2 separate regions of the Homo sapiens genome follow, and region 1 is linked to region 2. The links are chromatin loops, found by intact Hi-C in ENCODE. Cell type or tissue: K562. All regions are shown on one strand.

The links. A loop is a pair of places that touch in the nucleus more often than their neighbours do. Peaks named below come from ENCODE experiments on the same cell type or tissue, not always from the same donor. Only the 100,000 strongest peaks of a DNase experiment are listed, where the experiment ranks them.
Region 1: it touches region 2 in a loop (7-fold over the local background); 14 of 110 quality-filtered maps call a loop at or near these places.

Annotation. Positions count from the first base shown.
Region 1 is chr3:96,859,794-96,867,793 of GRCh38, forward strand. EPHA6 (EPH receptor A6) reads left to right here. Exons shown (of 18, transcript NM_001080448.3): 2 at 7,032-7,096. Among named protein-coding and RNA genes, the nearest start is that of EPHA6, 49 kb to the left of the region's middle. In K562, a CTCF peak has its summit at 3,535 (motif pointing right); no DNase peak of the experiment used is centred here.
Region 2 is chr3:98,018,604-98,026,603 of GRCh38, forward strand. GABRR3 (gamma-aminobutyric acid type A receptor subunit rho3) reads right to left here. Exons shown (of 10, transcript NM_001105580.3): 3 at 6,964-7,076. Among named protein-coding and RNA genes, the nearest start is that of GABRR3, 13 kb to the right of the region's middle. RefSeq lists an enhancer at 4,718-4,767. In K562, a CTCF peak has its summit at 4,814 (motif pointing left); a DNase peak (open chromatin) is centred at 4,818.

The DNA.
Region 1 (8,000 bases), 1.2 Mb before region 2:
GTACAATTACTGACAATTTTGATGGTGATTTTGAAGATGTGATATGGGATGTCTGCCCTTTTAGAAGAGCAATTTAAACTACACAGTCTACTAAATAGCTGCAGTCATTTTTTGTCTGCACCTTCTAAATGAGGGCATTTTAATCTGTTCTGCTATATATGCTATAAACTATGGCATGTGAGTTGACACAAAAATCCTAGTAGTGAAAGTTAAAGTAGAAAACTGGTATACCTTGAAGGTAGGCATTGTAACTTACAGACTTTCTATATCCTATAGCGTCCAATATATAGAGTTTAAATATAACAGAGACTTAAGAAATGTTTGTTGAAATAACATCAAAATGTATGATGTAAAATCAGGTAACATTTCTTGACTGCTTAGGTCCTAGTTAGGGAAGTTAACATCTATTTTCATTATGTCCATGTAAATGTAATGGAGGGAACAAACAAAACTGCAGGAAGAAAAATTTTCCCATCTTCAAGAAAAAAGACTAAACTTTCATTCTCATAATTTTTTTCACAGACTCAAAGTTATTTTTTTCCTTTCCAATATAAAGCCACTGTTATTTTTTTTTAAAGTAACGGTTTCAGTAGTTTCTTTTAGACCTTTCTTCCATTATATAGAAATGGTTTTGGATTGAGATGGCCATTATATTGTAGATATAACTTACAAGTAAGTAGTTATAATCTCTTTTATCAGGACCATTAAACCAATGATTTAAGTGTATTTCAGACCTTAAGTTTCATAATATTCTTCAAAAAATTGGAAAATGTCCAAAGCCCATAAAAGACTAGTGGGAACATAAGAAAGGTTAGAACTAGAAAGGCAAGACACATGTTTGATGCTGTGTAAGCAATGGGGAACATGTTCAATGGTTTGAGCTAAATGGGGCACTTCTTTGTGAGAGATGAGAGACTCGCAACATTTATTAAATATAAGACTAGAAAATCTAAGACTATAGCCAAATAGTCTTTTCTACCTATTTAATCCCTGAGTAATTGAGACAAATGTAAATAATATAGGTCTCAACTGAATTTGCTTACGAAGTGCTGAAGATGTCAAAATAGAGGAAGCATCTAATTGCTATTAATTAGGGACATGCCAAATTTTCTTTTACTCATTTTTAACCACACAGATAACAGAACAATTTTATAGGAAAGCACAACTTTTGAGGTAACTCATTAATAAATATCAATGACCTTGCTCAGGAGCCCAGGAGGGAACCTGTAGTTTGGTGACCTTGTGATAGATCACATCCACACCCGAGTTATCCTTTGGTCTCTGTGGTAAGTGCTGGTAATAGCAGGTTTTAGGAATGATTATAAGGCTGAAGCAAATATAGCTCTGTCAGTCAGGATAAGGATCTGGAGGTTCTTGGAATGAGTGAAATAAGAAGGTATGAAAGTCAAGATGAACATTTCTAGTAATATTTTAATCAACTATTAACCATTCATTATTTGGATAAGGTTTTCAGTGATAGTTCTTGCTCTAGAGTATAACTTGCTTTCTAAGTAATAGCAAACTGCTTCACTTGATTTATCCTGAAAGTAATTTAGTTAGGTAGAAAATTATATAGCTTGAGTGTTTTGCCCTTTTTTTTCTATTTAAGATAACAGTGAAGAAAAGTAATTTTTTATTTTTATACCTTATTTTAGTAACTAAGGGAATCATCTATTTTTAAGAAGGGACAGAGATATTTGAATGTTTTCTGAAAAAGATACTCTCTAGCAGAGTAGAAAACTGAAAGGTGTAATTTCAAAAGTTCTAGACTTGATTTTATTCTCTAATTAGAAAAAGCTAACATCACTATGTTCATATTACCTTATACTTACAAATAGAATTTCCAATCTCAGATGTAACTGAAGGGATAGATAAAATTAAAATAATGAACACCCTCTATGTTAAAAACATGGAAACAAGCAAAAACCACAAAAAATAAGAATAACCACCACAACAAAACAAAATGCTGTAAGTACACCTACTAAACAAATAATTGATCTCAGGTTCTAGATAAAAGTAGCTTTGTTGTTTTTAAGAAAGTATGATCCTCTTTAGAAGATTTTATCTTAAAATATTCCAAGTACAGAGAGGACCATACCAGGAGTCAACATAATTCAGTGTTGATTTAAAGCAATCTATGTTAGATTTTTTTCAGAATTAAATATGGTTGCAACTCCGTGTGAGGGTAGTTACCCATATTATATATATCTGAAAGTAAAAATTTTTGGTTCTTACCTTTCAGAAATATACAGTGATGTTAAAACTGGATTAATTTGATAATCTAAATGTCAGTTTAAAGCATTTAAACAGTATTATATTTAAATGGACTGCTTCTAAAATGTAACGTATAAAGATACATGTTTGTTTATATATCTATAATTCGAAGTATTCTCTGATTGTATCTGGTCATGATGTTAGAAGTATTGTCTTTGTTTATTGGTGTTTTTTAAGAGCTATTGGAGGTAGTAGAGTGTTACAGTTAGTGGAACATAGAACCATCATAAACCTCTACTGATGTGCTGTTACTGAGTGACTTAGTAACTTTACTTAGTAACTCAGAACCTTAAGCTGGGCCTTAAAGCTTCTAAATTGAATGATTCTAGGAAGAAACCCCTTACTTTTTTTTCATAAGGTTTGTTAGAGAAAGTTCTCAAACATGTATTTATGATTGTCTGAACTTTAAAACATATTGATAAATCTTTGGACTCAATTTACATGACATTGACTTAAATTTTTACAACAAAATTATCCTAAAAGAATAGCTACTTTCTTAGTGGCTTGATTTATCTCTTCCTTGTGTAATTTTTCAAAGTGATATATGAATAAAATCTCATCCTTTTCTTACTGTGCTATCTGAATAAAGATGATCTTCTATTATATACTATAAATCAATATGCTAATTGTTTTTAAACTAATACCTTTTAGATTTACTGAAATGATGTAGATAAAGACTTGATAAAATATTTAAAGGCAAGAAGTTAATATTTAGCTTTTTATTCTTAGGTAATCATAACTTTCAGATTTAATCCAGTACTATTAAATTTGTGTTTATCATTTGATATTGTCTTTTAAAACATTATGAAATTTTCTTATAATTTCCAAAAGCATGAATAAAGGCAACTCTAATACACTAAAAGACATGTTCAGAAAGAAATATAATATGCTGAAAATTTTTTTCTAAAAGTTAATAGGAAAATTGTATGCAGTTACACAGACACATTCTATGCATTATGTTGCTTACAAAACAAAATGTGTATTTTTAGAACTTTATTTTATTGCCCCCAGGCTATTTTTTTTGTTTTATTCAATTTCTCAATTTATGCTATGAATAAATAATTGTATTTTCATTTGTACTCTTTACATAAATAATAGGTGTTAATCTTCCTATTTAAACATTGCTATTATATTAAAAATGGAAAAGTATTGGCTTTTTTACTGATGTTAATGCTGATGTAATTTTTTTTCTTCCTACTGAGTTTACAGTGTTTTTGCTGTCTGGTAGGGACTAGGTAACTTTTGTTTGGAGCCAGCAGGAGGAGCTCTCACCTTGCTGTGTTCAACGTAATTAGTGTGCCTGAAAAACCTGAATTTGTGGGGGTTTTGTATGTGAAACAAATGATAAAATTAAAATATTTACTACATATCTCTAAAATTCTAAATTTTATTTTAATATTGAAATATAATTCACCTGTCTGAAATGCAAATTTGGAATCTTATTTTTTTAAAGAATTTTTAAGAGGTATCATTGCAATTTAATCAAATAAAGCAGTTAGGTCAATCTTGTTTCTGGAAGATACTAAGAAACAACAAAAAATGTTTTCTAAGCATTTGCACTATAATAGGTACATACATATTTTCCTTTTTTACTTGTTTTGAAGTGAATATACTTCACAGTTTACAACTATGAATACTGAGAACAAAGCAGGCTTAATATGTTTTAGAAACAATAATTAAATGAATTAATGAATTAACTTATTGGTCATAATTCCTATATAAAACTTATAAAAAGGAAATAGCTGTTGATAGATTTCAATACGCATTAGAGATTTTAGACACTTAGCTCTAATGAAAGCCTTGATTTGAATGTTGTGATTTGTAGGTTGTACCAGTGAATTTTCTGCAGAAATCTTTGATGAGAAAATTAGAATAAAACTTATGAACATTTAAAAATCACCATAAGAAATACTGATGTTTCTCTCCATTAAGTGAAGTACATATTAAAACAATAATGAGTTACTGTTGCACACCTGATAGAATGACTTTAAAAAACTGGACAAAACCAAGTCCTGGTTTGTACAGGAATGGGAAAACCATACATTTCCCTATTGTGAATCTAAAATTTCACAGCAGTCAGTTTTGGAATCCAGATGGATAGTTTATTTAAAAAACAAACATTTTCTGTATAACCCACTAATCTTACTCCTTGTTATTAACCCTGGAGAAATAAAAGCATAGGTTCATATAAAAAATCTGTATAGGAAAGCTTAGGGTGGCCTATGTATAATGTTCTTAACTGGAAATAGCCCAGATGTCCATCAACTAGGGAATTCCATACAGTGGAATAGGTTTCAGCAACAAAAAGGAACAGTTGAAACATGCAGTGACATAGATGGATCTCAAATGCATATGTGAAGTAAGGAAACCAGGCTCAAAAGGCTACATGCTATATGATTTCATTTATTTGACACTCTGGAAAAGACAAAGCTACAGGGAAAGAAATCAGATTAGTGGTTACCAGAGGATGGGGTAGGAAAGGGATTTCTTATAAAGGGCCACAAGAAATTTTGGGAGGGTAATGGACGTATTCTCTAGCTTGATTGTAGCCATGGTTCCATGGATGTAGGAGTTTGTCATGATTTACAAAAATGTACATTTAAAGAGGGTGGATTTGTTGTGAGTCAAACAAATTTTAATAAATCTAACTGATAAGACATGGGGAAACTTATAGATTTAAAAAAAACACTTAAACAGGAATGCCAACTAACTTATTAGCATTTATTTGAATCTCGGCTTCTTTTCAAATGAGACAATAAAGAATATTGAACACTGTCTGGATATGTCATTGCATTAAGGAATTTTTATATTAATGAATTAAGATATTGTAAGTATATTAAAAGAGTATTTTGGAAATACATGTTGAATTTTTATACAGGTGAAATGATAAGATTCCTGAAATTTACTTCAAATGAAATCTTATAGTGGGGAAGTAGGTAAAAATGTATACAAGAAACAAGATTGGACATTAATTGGTAATTATTGAACCTGAGTGATGAGTATGTGAGGGTTCATTGTACTGTTTTTTACTACTTCAAAAAGTATTTGAAAATTTCTCACAATAAAAATTGATTAAAATTTATGACTTAGTTTTACAAATGTATGTTTAGTGAATAGATTTTAACAATACTAAAGGAATATTCTGCAATGAGTAAGTAGAGTTTAACCCAGGAATTTAAGGATACTTTCATATCTGAAAAATGTATCAATAAAATTTATCACAGTGGTTCACCTAAGTAAAACCTCAGAATCTTTAGAGTAGACACCAAACAGCAGGTGCCAAATAACATACTCACAATTGCATTTTAAAAAATTATAGATGAGAAACCCCCAGCCAGGTGCCTTGGCTCACACCTGTAATCCCAGCACTTTGGGAGGTCAAGGTGGGAGGGTCACTTGAGGCCAGGAGTTCAAGACCTGTCTGCATAGCATAGTAAGACCTTGTCTCTACAATAAATGAAAAAATTAGCTGGGCACAGTGGTGCGTGCCTGTAGTCCCAGCTACTCAGAAGGCTGAGGCAGGGGGATCGCCTTGAGTCTAGGAGTTCAAAGCTTCAGTGAGTATGATTGTGCCAGTGAACTCCAACCTGGGCAACAGAGCAAGACCTGTCTCTTTAAAAAACAAACAAAAAAAAAAAAAAAAAAAAAGGAAAAAGAAATCTCACTTCCTTAACAAGATGAAAAACCAAAATTAATGATGTGGTACCAAAGCATTGTTTCTCAGAGTGAGGTTCATGGCCTACTGACATCTGGAGGCCTAGGAGGTAGTAGTTAAAAATAAATATCTGCTGAATCATGAGCTGTCCACATTTACCTGCCAGAAACGCTACAAAAACCCTCCTTAGTTGATCTCCATCTGTCTTTCCCAATCGTTTCTATCATCTAACTTTCCCCAAGTAGTCTCCACCCCTACAACTGAGAACTGATTTAGTCATATTTCAGTTAGTTTATAGAAAGTATTCTAAAATAAAAAAAAATCTTATCATATCTGATTGAAACCCCCTCATCCTAGACCAGTTCAAATTGGATCCCGTTTGTGAAGTTCTCCCAGAACTGCCAACCCAACTTTAGCTTAACTTAATTGCTAAGATGTTAATATAATCTTCACTTTTATAACTTAACAGAAAATGTTGTTATGTGTTTACATGTCTGCTTTTTTGACAAGATTATGAATTACTTTTGGTCAGGAAAAGAGATAGATGGTTTTTACGTTTGGTTTCGCATCTTATAGCCATAAGTAAACTACCTAGTGTATATAATAATAATGTAGTCAGTGCTTTAAAGATTATAAGATTTTTCAAAATGAGTTTTTTTAATACTTGGCTGATAATATATAAGGACATTTAATAGCACAAAAAGAGAATCAAGAAATCTGCTTTAATACAGGATTTTCTTCCTGAATGTGGTCTAAAAATACTGTAAATGAAAGTGGGGGAAAAGCAAAGGTAGTTATTTTATCAGTTTTAAACATCTGCTATTAAAAAGACTTAATTCTGTTTAATAATTTCATTTAGCATTGTTTAACAAAAATATACATACTTTAATTTCTAAATACTTTATGCATTTTATCATTACTTAATACTATTTTATATTAATATTTAATATGTAAATTTCTGAAGATAACTCATTAAACTTAATTCAGTGAATAATAGTAAGTGTAATTGACATTAATGATTTTTATTATAACTTTAATAATTTAATATATTTTTGCATTAGTTGAGAAATTCATGGAATTTTTATTTTCTATTTAATTCCAGTTGTGTTGCTTGATACAACAACTGTACTGGGAGAGCTAGGATGGAAAACATATCCATTAAATGGGGTAAGTTTAAATATCTGAAAAATTGCTGTCTTTTTTAGATTTTTAAGATCTCCTAATAGTTGATGGAACAGTGAATTTTGGGCCCTACTTGTTATGAATTTTGACATATAACTTACATCCCATAGAAAAGGTTAAAATACAATTAGAACTGGTAATCAGTGGGAATGATATGTAAAGCTCCTTCCTCTCTCCTAAATTAGTAATTATTCTTTAATACTGTGTTTATACATAGTGACATTAGAATATCTCCCATATAAATATTTTCCTTAAATATAAATTTCTGTGTGTAAGTTTATATATGTTACATTTATGTTAAATTTGATAACCTCGATGAGTATTTGTGCATAAATAAACTTTAAACTACTGTAGTATAAATGGATTGTGCAAATATTAACAATTTGGTTTTTAATACAGAATACAAGTCTACTAAAATATTATGCATTTTTGAACTTGGTGAAAATATACAAGGTGATTAGGTTTTTGTTAACTGAAATAGTTGTATTTAAAGGCTTGTTAAGGATGTGTAATTTGCAAAATATAGTTTTTCATGGACCAACATTTTAGCTATGGTTGTACTTGACTTTTTATATATTTTTATATATTTTGCATCATTTTCATATTACAATATATGTCTACTTCTCATTTTCACACTGAGCTAAAATAAAAGGGTGGTTTCTAAAGCATTTTGCTTTGATTTTTGTCTAGTTAATCAAAATATTGAATAATAGAGGCAGTCACATGTTTTCAGATACACTTGGGTTAGCTTTCCTTTTTTTCCTTAGAAATGGTAATTTTCTTATTAATCACATTCTTAGTTGACATTTTCACATTGCTTCTTCTATTATATCTTCAAATTTAAACCTCAAAGGAGAAATTGATCCAAATATGTTTTATTCTTTTAGAA
Region 2 (8,000 bases):
TTAGTTTTGCGATGGAAATTTTATGTACATATGTGTTAAAATAATTTATATATTTATATATGTAGTCTTTTATATGTTCTCTTTCCATATAAGCCATTCTCGATTAAACCTTATTGTCTCTATAGTCCTGAGTTTTAAAAAATGTTTTCAATTATGGTTGAGAAAATATAAATCCTGCCTAAATGGATCCAAGCTGGTTGTTTTAATCGAGATTCAAAGATTTAGGCCGGGCGTGGTGGCTCACTCCTGTTATCCCAGCACTTTGGCAGGCCGAGGTGGACGGATCACTTGAGGACAGGAGTTTGAGACCAGCTTCACCAACATGGTGAAACCCCGTCTCTACTAAAAATACAAAAATTAGCCAGGCGTGATGGTGTGTGCTTGTAATTCCAGCTACTCGGAAGACTGACGCATGAGAATTGCTTGAATGCAGGAGGCAGGGGCTGCAGTGAGCTGAGATGGCGCCCCTGCACTCCAGTCTGGGTGACAGAGCTAGACTCTCTCTCAAAAAAAAAAAGAAAAAGAAAAAAGAAAAGAAAAGAAAGGAAAACAAAAGAAAAGAAGATAAAAGAAACAAAGAAAGATTTAGAGGAGTCAAGTCTGAAAAGCTTCCTTAATGAGGCTGAGGCTACGTAATGCCTGGATGTGCTACATGGGACAGGCGTGCCTATAATTCGACAGCCCTTTAAATGCATAATACTATAGAAACCCAAGGTATGTCTTGCCAGTCCTGTATCTTTTCTGTGACTGCCCCAGGAATTAACTGATGTCACCTTCACTTTATTAACAAATTCCCTTTTTTGGATCCTCAAATCCATGCCCTCGGTATCATTTTTTTACTTTCAAGGGTTTCAGGTGGCCAGGCACAGGGATGGCATGCAAATATATTCCTGCTTCAGGCTTCTGGAATACCTCAGTTACATCTTAACTACCATCTTCTTCCTGACATATTGGATCAATTACTATATACCCTATAACACTAATTATGACTTTTTTTTTTGAGACAGAGTTTCACTCCGTCGCCCAGGCTGGAGGGCAGTGGCACGATCTTGGCTCACTGCAACCTCTGCCTCCTGGGTTCAAGTGATTCTTGTGCCTCAACCTCCTGAGTAGCTGGGATTAGAGGCATGTGTCACCATGCCCAGCTAATTTTGTTCACCACGTTGGCTAGGCTGGTCTCAAACTCCTGACCTCAGGTGATCTGCCCGCCTAGGCCTCCTAAAGTGCTGGGATTACAGGCATGAATCACTGCACCTGGCCAAATTATGACAATTTTTAAATAGTGTTTAATGGTGATTTTGATTAAGCATTAACTTGGGAACATCTCACTATTATTCCTTCATAGGGTTTGGCTCTGGTGCTTTTTTACGTGTGTGTGCCTTTTTTCTTGGAATTAGTAGAATAATCAAAATAACAATTCACGAAAATATCTTTGCCATGGCTCTACCTGGTATTTTAGATTGAGTAAATCTTCCCAATAATTCCAAAACTCCAAGGGAAGAAAAAATTTGAAAAGGTCTTGGAGGAGCGGCAGAATGTCCCAAATGAAGTTCTAGCATGAAAGTCACTTAGGCTAGAGTTTGAAACCAGCTCCACAATTGTTATGTGAATGAGAGTAAGTAATGTCTCTAAGCTCAGTTTACCTGATTTATAAAATTTGTCTAGTAATACTTACCTTGGAGACTCATTTGAGGACTAGACATAGTACAGTTACTGAACTTAATTTGTAGTCAATAAATGGCATATAATAAATGTTATCACTACTGCAATTAAGCAAAAATATAAACCTGCCCCTTAGGAATGTAAGCCACTACTCCCAATCCTACGCACATTTAGATAATGAGTCCAATCTTCAAAAAAAAAAAAAAAAAAGGAAAAGAAAAAGATACAGTGCTTCTCATCATTTATTTATTTTTTTAAATCAGAGAGCAACTTGCAGCTAGTACCTCATGATTTATAAATAGATCCTAGTTGCTGACAACTGTCTCTACAAGCCTGGGGACAGTCTTGTAAAACTACCCTCCAAGGACCTATTTATGCCACTGTTGCCCAAGCACTGGAGCCTAAAGGTTGTTTGAAGGCTGATCTGAGATCGGGGTTAAAACATAGCTTGTCTATTAGGAATGGGTTTCTGGAAATACCTTCGATTTCTTCCTTTCGTCCTCCAGATTTATACTGGTTCTGGTGGGGATAAGCTCTTCCATTTGCAAGGAAAATGTATGCCCTTGGGTGCCGTCTGGCCTCATTTCTTTTTCTTTTTCTTTTTCTTTTTTTTTTTTTTTTTGAGATGGAGTCTCACTCAGGCTGGAGTGCAGTGGTGTAATCTCGGCTCACGGCAACCTCCACCTCCTGGGTTCAAGCGATTCTCTGGCCTCAGCCTCCTGAGGAGCTGGGATTACAGGCATGCACTACCACCCCTGGATAATTTTTTTTTTATTTTTAGTAGAGACTGGGTTTCATCATGTTGGTCAGGCTGGTCTCGAACTCCTGACCTCAAATGATCCGCCTGCTTCGGCCTCCCAAAGTGCTGGGATTACAGGCGTGAGCCACTGCACCAGGCCGTCATTTCTGCCTGGTTTGAGCTCCATGTCCCACTGCACCTTATTCATGGGTTTGAGGAACTGTATTACGCTCTAGCATTCTTGAGGATAGAGTAGAGAGTGAGCAGCATGTAAAGCCAAAACGCAGAATCAGAGTTTGGGAGCCAGATAAAAGCTCCAAAGATCGTTCTTTTTACAAAAAAGGAGCTGAGTCACAGATAGAAGGTGGCAATAAAGCATATGGATTCAAATCCATGGAATTTGTAGCCATATAAACCTGAGTTAGTACCAAACTTCTGTAAATACCTCAACTCCTCATGTAATCTGTAAAACAGAACTAAATATATGGTACCTACTTTTTGGGTTGCTGTGATTATGTGAAAGGAAGCTTGTCAAGTCCTTAGCCTAACCCCATTCAGATGTATTAAAACCAACTTACATGTTATCTATCTATTGGATCAGTAATAAATGTAACAGTGTAAATAATAATTTTTAGATAATTTTATTAATTCAGTACCTAAAGCATTTAAAATATAGTGAAAATTAAATAAATATTAACCATTACGATGATTGTGTTGATTTCTCAGGATCACTAACTAGGTAGTAGCACACACATTTATAATCCTTTTTGTATATGGCAAGATATAGCATCTATTTGGTTTTTATGCAGGCTGGAATAATGAGGGCTAAATAAAAGTTATACATCTGATTTGTATAATGCATTTAAAGTTCATTATATAATATATCATCTAATCTTTTAATTATAGCTGCTTTGTTAGCTAGAGAGAGCTGATTTTAGCTCCTCTTGACACGAGGGAGTGCATACTCAGAGAGGTTACAACACGTGCCTGAAACCCAAAGTTAGTTAATGATAGGAAAGTAGCCAGATCCTTCTGACTCACAGTATAGTCCTCTCCTTTGACAAGCAAAGACTGTGCAAGCAGCTTTTATAACTTTAGCTTTTGTCTTGACTCTGTAGCCAGTATCTGCATACTGAAATGATTTCACTTTGAAGAAACAAAGAAATTATCATCTATAAAACTAAAACAAAAAAGCCCTTAGTTATGGGAGACGTAAAAGGTGGGGAAAACATAAATAAAGAAAATGAGCTGCAATTTATAACCCAAGTTAAACAAAAAGCTCCCCTAAATTTATATCCTCCTGTTTCCACATAATGAGTCAATTAATCTTCTAATGCTTTATAAAAGTAAAAAACACTGCAGTAGCAGCTGGTTTTAATGTTAAAGCTAATTAGGAAGACACATTAAGGCAAGAGAAGTGCTGAAGTTAACATTTAGCTCAAGAGGGAAAAAGTATGTGCGTGTGTTTGTGTTGCGGACAAGCATAAAGAAAGAAGATAAATTAAAGCTTGTCTTTTATATTCTGCAGTCTGATTTCCCCAAGGAAGGCAGCCATGAGAACAGAGAAATGGGTCACTGGTATAAGAAGCTGTTCTGACCAAGACAGGCAAGAGAAGGTTAAGGGGTGTCTTTCACAGAGCTACCAGACTGACACTTCTGACTGAATTTATGAAGATTTTTCGGCTCAAACTGACTAATCACACAAGCCATTTGGACACCATTTCACCCCAGTATATGATTGTCAGAAAAATTTCTTAATCATGGGATGATTTGCCGCCTGCCACTAAGTAGCACATTTCAATTGCATTTTTAACAACCCTACGAAGTCGCCTCGGGAAAGAAAGTATTTTTAAAAAAATGCATTTTCATTTAAAAAAAATCTTTAAATGTATCTCTAACAGATCAAGCACAGTGGAAATTTCAGGTCAATTTCATGTTTTTCTGGACGGGGGGAGGACGAGGTAGGGATGGAGAATGAAGGCATACATGTTTTAAGATAAGAGAGGAGAGTTGGCTCTCCGTCATCTACAGGAGTGCTTCTCAAACTGTAAGGTTTAGGGGAATCACTGCAGAGTTTTATTTAGAATCCTGAGTTGGGGCCCGTGCATCTGCATTTCTAACTCCCAGGTGATTCTGCGGCTGGTCCATGGACCACTTTGAGTGTCAAAGCCTCTCTAGACCGCACTTGGTTCAAGGTCTACATTCAAGGATAGTCATTTTTCTCTCAATCTTTCTTCCTTTACATGGCCTCAAATAATCTCCATAAAAACCCTTTCCTCTAGGATAGGAGCGAGTTTAACTGAGAAATCTAACCTGACATGAATTAGGGCAGGTTTTTGAATTCGTGTTGAAAAGAGCTTCCAACTGTGGCTCCGGAGTGGCCAGTTTCAAGCCATTCCTGTGTGACTGGCGCCCCCTGGTGGCCGAAAACCCAGGGACAGGCAAATGTATCGACTGAAGATTCCTGCTTGTTATATGGTGGTAGGGGAAATATTTTAAAGATCTTTTATAGAATCACAGGGACCAAGGTACAAAATATCTGCGTAGTAGTTGTAGAACCTATTATATAAACTTTGGGAAAATTTGGCTGGGGAAACACAGTTGAGAACGGTCGTAAGGAAGATACATAAGAGAAGTAGTGAAGAAAAGTAAAAAAAGATAAAGAAATAGTCTCAGAAGAAAAAAAGAGACATATTTCTAAACCTGCTTCATCTCAAGGCTTCTGAAATCTTAAATTATGATTCAATAAGTGTGAAAAATGCTCTGCAAAACAAAAAATTAAACTCACCATGATTTCATCTGATGCTGATCACCTAATACAGTGATCACCTAATACAGCGATTCTCTGGCCTCAGCCTCCCGAGGAGCTCTCAAATTGTGATTCTCAGACCAGCAGCATCACCTAGGAATTTGTTAGAAACGCAAATGGTTGGCCCCACCCAGATCTAGTGGGTCAGAGACTCTGGGGGTGGAACCCAGTAAGCTGTGCCTTCAGAACCCCCAGGTGATCCTGATGCTCACCAAAGTCTGAGTCACAAATGTGATGAAATCAAGGTTAGACCCTTAGAATTGGCCGGGTGTGGTGGCTTACACCTGTAATCCCAGCACTCTGGGAGGCCGAGGTGGGTGGATCACCTGAAGTCAGGAGTTTGAGAACAACCTGACCAACAGGGTGAAACCCTCTCTCTACTAAAACATGCAACAATTAGCTTGGCCTGGTTTCACGTGCCTGTAATCCCAGCTACTTGGGAGGCTGAGGCTGGAGAATCACTTGAATCTGGGAAGTGGAGGATGCAGTGAGCCGAGATCGCGCCACTGCATGCCAGCAATCCAGCCTGGGTGACAGAGTGAGACTCCGTCTCAAAAAAAAAAAAAAAAAAAAAAAAGAACAGGAACCACATGGATTTCAGGAAATTGAAAAAACAAACAACCACCCCCTAAAAAAATCCAATCCTCAACGTGAGAATATTTAACATACGTTTTTGTTTTGCCTGTTAACAAATTAGTTCTCTGCAGTACCTACATGCCTATTGTGCTTCCCTTGGTCATAACCACATCATGAGAAGAGTATCCCCCGCCCTGAACACTTGCGGTATTCGTTATTCATCAGAAGGCTGTATCTGTTATACTGCCAGAGGATCTTTCTTCTCACCCTCATCCATACTTCCCTCATCTCCACATCTCTAGGATTCTCAAAAGTTGTCAGTTCAGGAATTGTGGAAGTGGAAGGCTCCATCAATGAAAGAAGAATCAGGATGGATTTAGCTGTAAGCCAGAGAGTTTAACCTGATGATTTCACCATATCCTGTGTATTGTTGGAAAACTTGGTACCCTCAGTGATGCAACTGTGTGTACATTAAGTAGTCTAAGGAGAAGAAAGTCTTTGTTCCAATTATGTACCTGTAATATGAATTTTCATCTTCTTTACCTGCCATCGCAGCTCAGCTCTACCACTTTCTGTTTTCATGGCCTTGGGCAAATCTCTTAACCTCTCTTAAGACCCAGTGTTCACATTGCAATATTAAGTATCATGACAGTGCCTATTTCATAGGATCACTGTGAGGATGGAATAAGATAGTACATTAAGGGGTATTCTAACACTTGATCAATCTTAATTGCTAGAAGTGATAAACCGTTTTTAAAAGACAATTCAGCAGAGTACGTTCAGAGGAAGCCATGGCATTTGCCATACTAATTCTTCCCCCAAAGCATGGCATTCTAGCTCATAAGAATATTCAATAAGATTTTATAAATAACATGTATCCAATTTAAGGATTTTAGTTAGAAAATAAGTTGGTGTATAGGCAACATATATCCATTCTCTATTTATGGAACACATACTATTTACTACAGTGTGCATAGTAGGAAAATGAGTTTTTTTGGTCAATTTAAAATGGATAACTCATCAATTGTTCTCATTAAAGAGAAGGTGATTGTAAAAGCCTTCTTTTTTTGTTTTAAACTGATGGACTTTACTTGCATTTTGGTCTTGTTTTAAATTTTCACCTCCATTTTGACAGTGCAATGGGTTTTGAAATGAATTTTGAGAGGATAATACTCACCTCCAAATCCAGGTCTCATTGCGAAATCGTTGTCCTCTATATGGAGAAGTTGCTCATATTTCTGAGGCCGCGCTTTGGTACTGTCATCTTTCTTCATTCTAGTTTCTTGTTTGCTGTTCCCCCAAAGGGAAAAAAAAAACTTCTGAGATACATATGCTTCTGGATATTTTGATTTAGGTTAGCCATCTGTGCTCAACATAACATGTTCTGAAATACATACATAAAAGCTCATTTTCTCAGTTCATATTAAGCCAAAGAGCTGTCAACATTTGTTCTTTATTATATAAGTGTGGAGCAAATAAGGTAAACCAAATTTTGGAGCACATTAAGTGACAAACTCAGTTGGATTTAATGCACAAACTCATATTGTTTCTCAGAATACGGTTTTTAGACCTGGAAAATCCCAATTACCTGAGTGGAGGTGATCAAAACTCAGATTCATGGACTCCTGTCCCAGATCAACTAAATCAGTCCCCTAGGAAGCAGGGCCTAGTAATCTGCACCTGAACAAGCTACCTAGGTGATCCTTGGGGTCACTGGGGCTGAACAATCTCTGCACGAAGACAGCGAGAAAACGAAAGGACCGCAAGATTGTAAACAGATTAAGGCAGTGTTCTACAAAGACAAAATGAGCAGAAAATACAGGGTGCAGGCTGAGAGCGCACCGGGCAGAATTCCCATCCGGGGTTCTAGAGCCTGAGGGATGGCAATATTTATGCCTGAAGCCAGGTCAAATTGTGAAGTAGGTGATGTCTGTTTTTACCTACAGTTCTCTAGGACGAAGGAAAGCAGGCAGTGGCCTCTTGGCCCTAGGTGTCCTGACTGGGAATAAGGCCCTGTCTCTCCCTGTGTCGGTGAGCTTGAGCAGGTTGCTGGACCTCCCTGATTTGTTTTCTGCCCTGTGACACCTACTTCTCAGTGATACTGTGGGTGTGGAGGGGAAATGTCTGTTTTAGCATAGCTCCTTTGTGAGCAACTTGCAGCAGCCTTCAGCCGGAGACCTTGCTCAGCACCTCCTTCCAGAAAAAGGTGGCTGT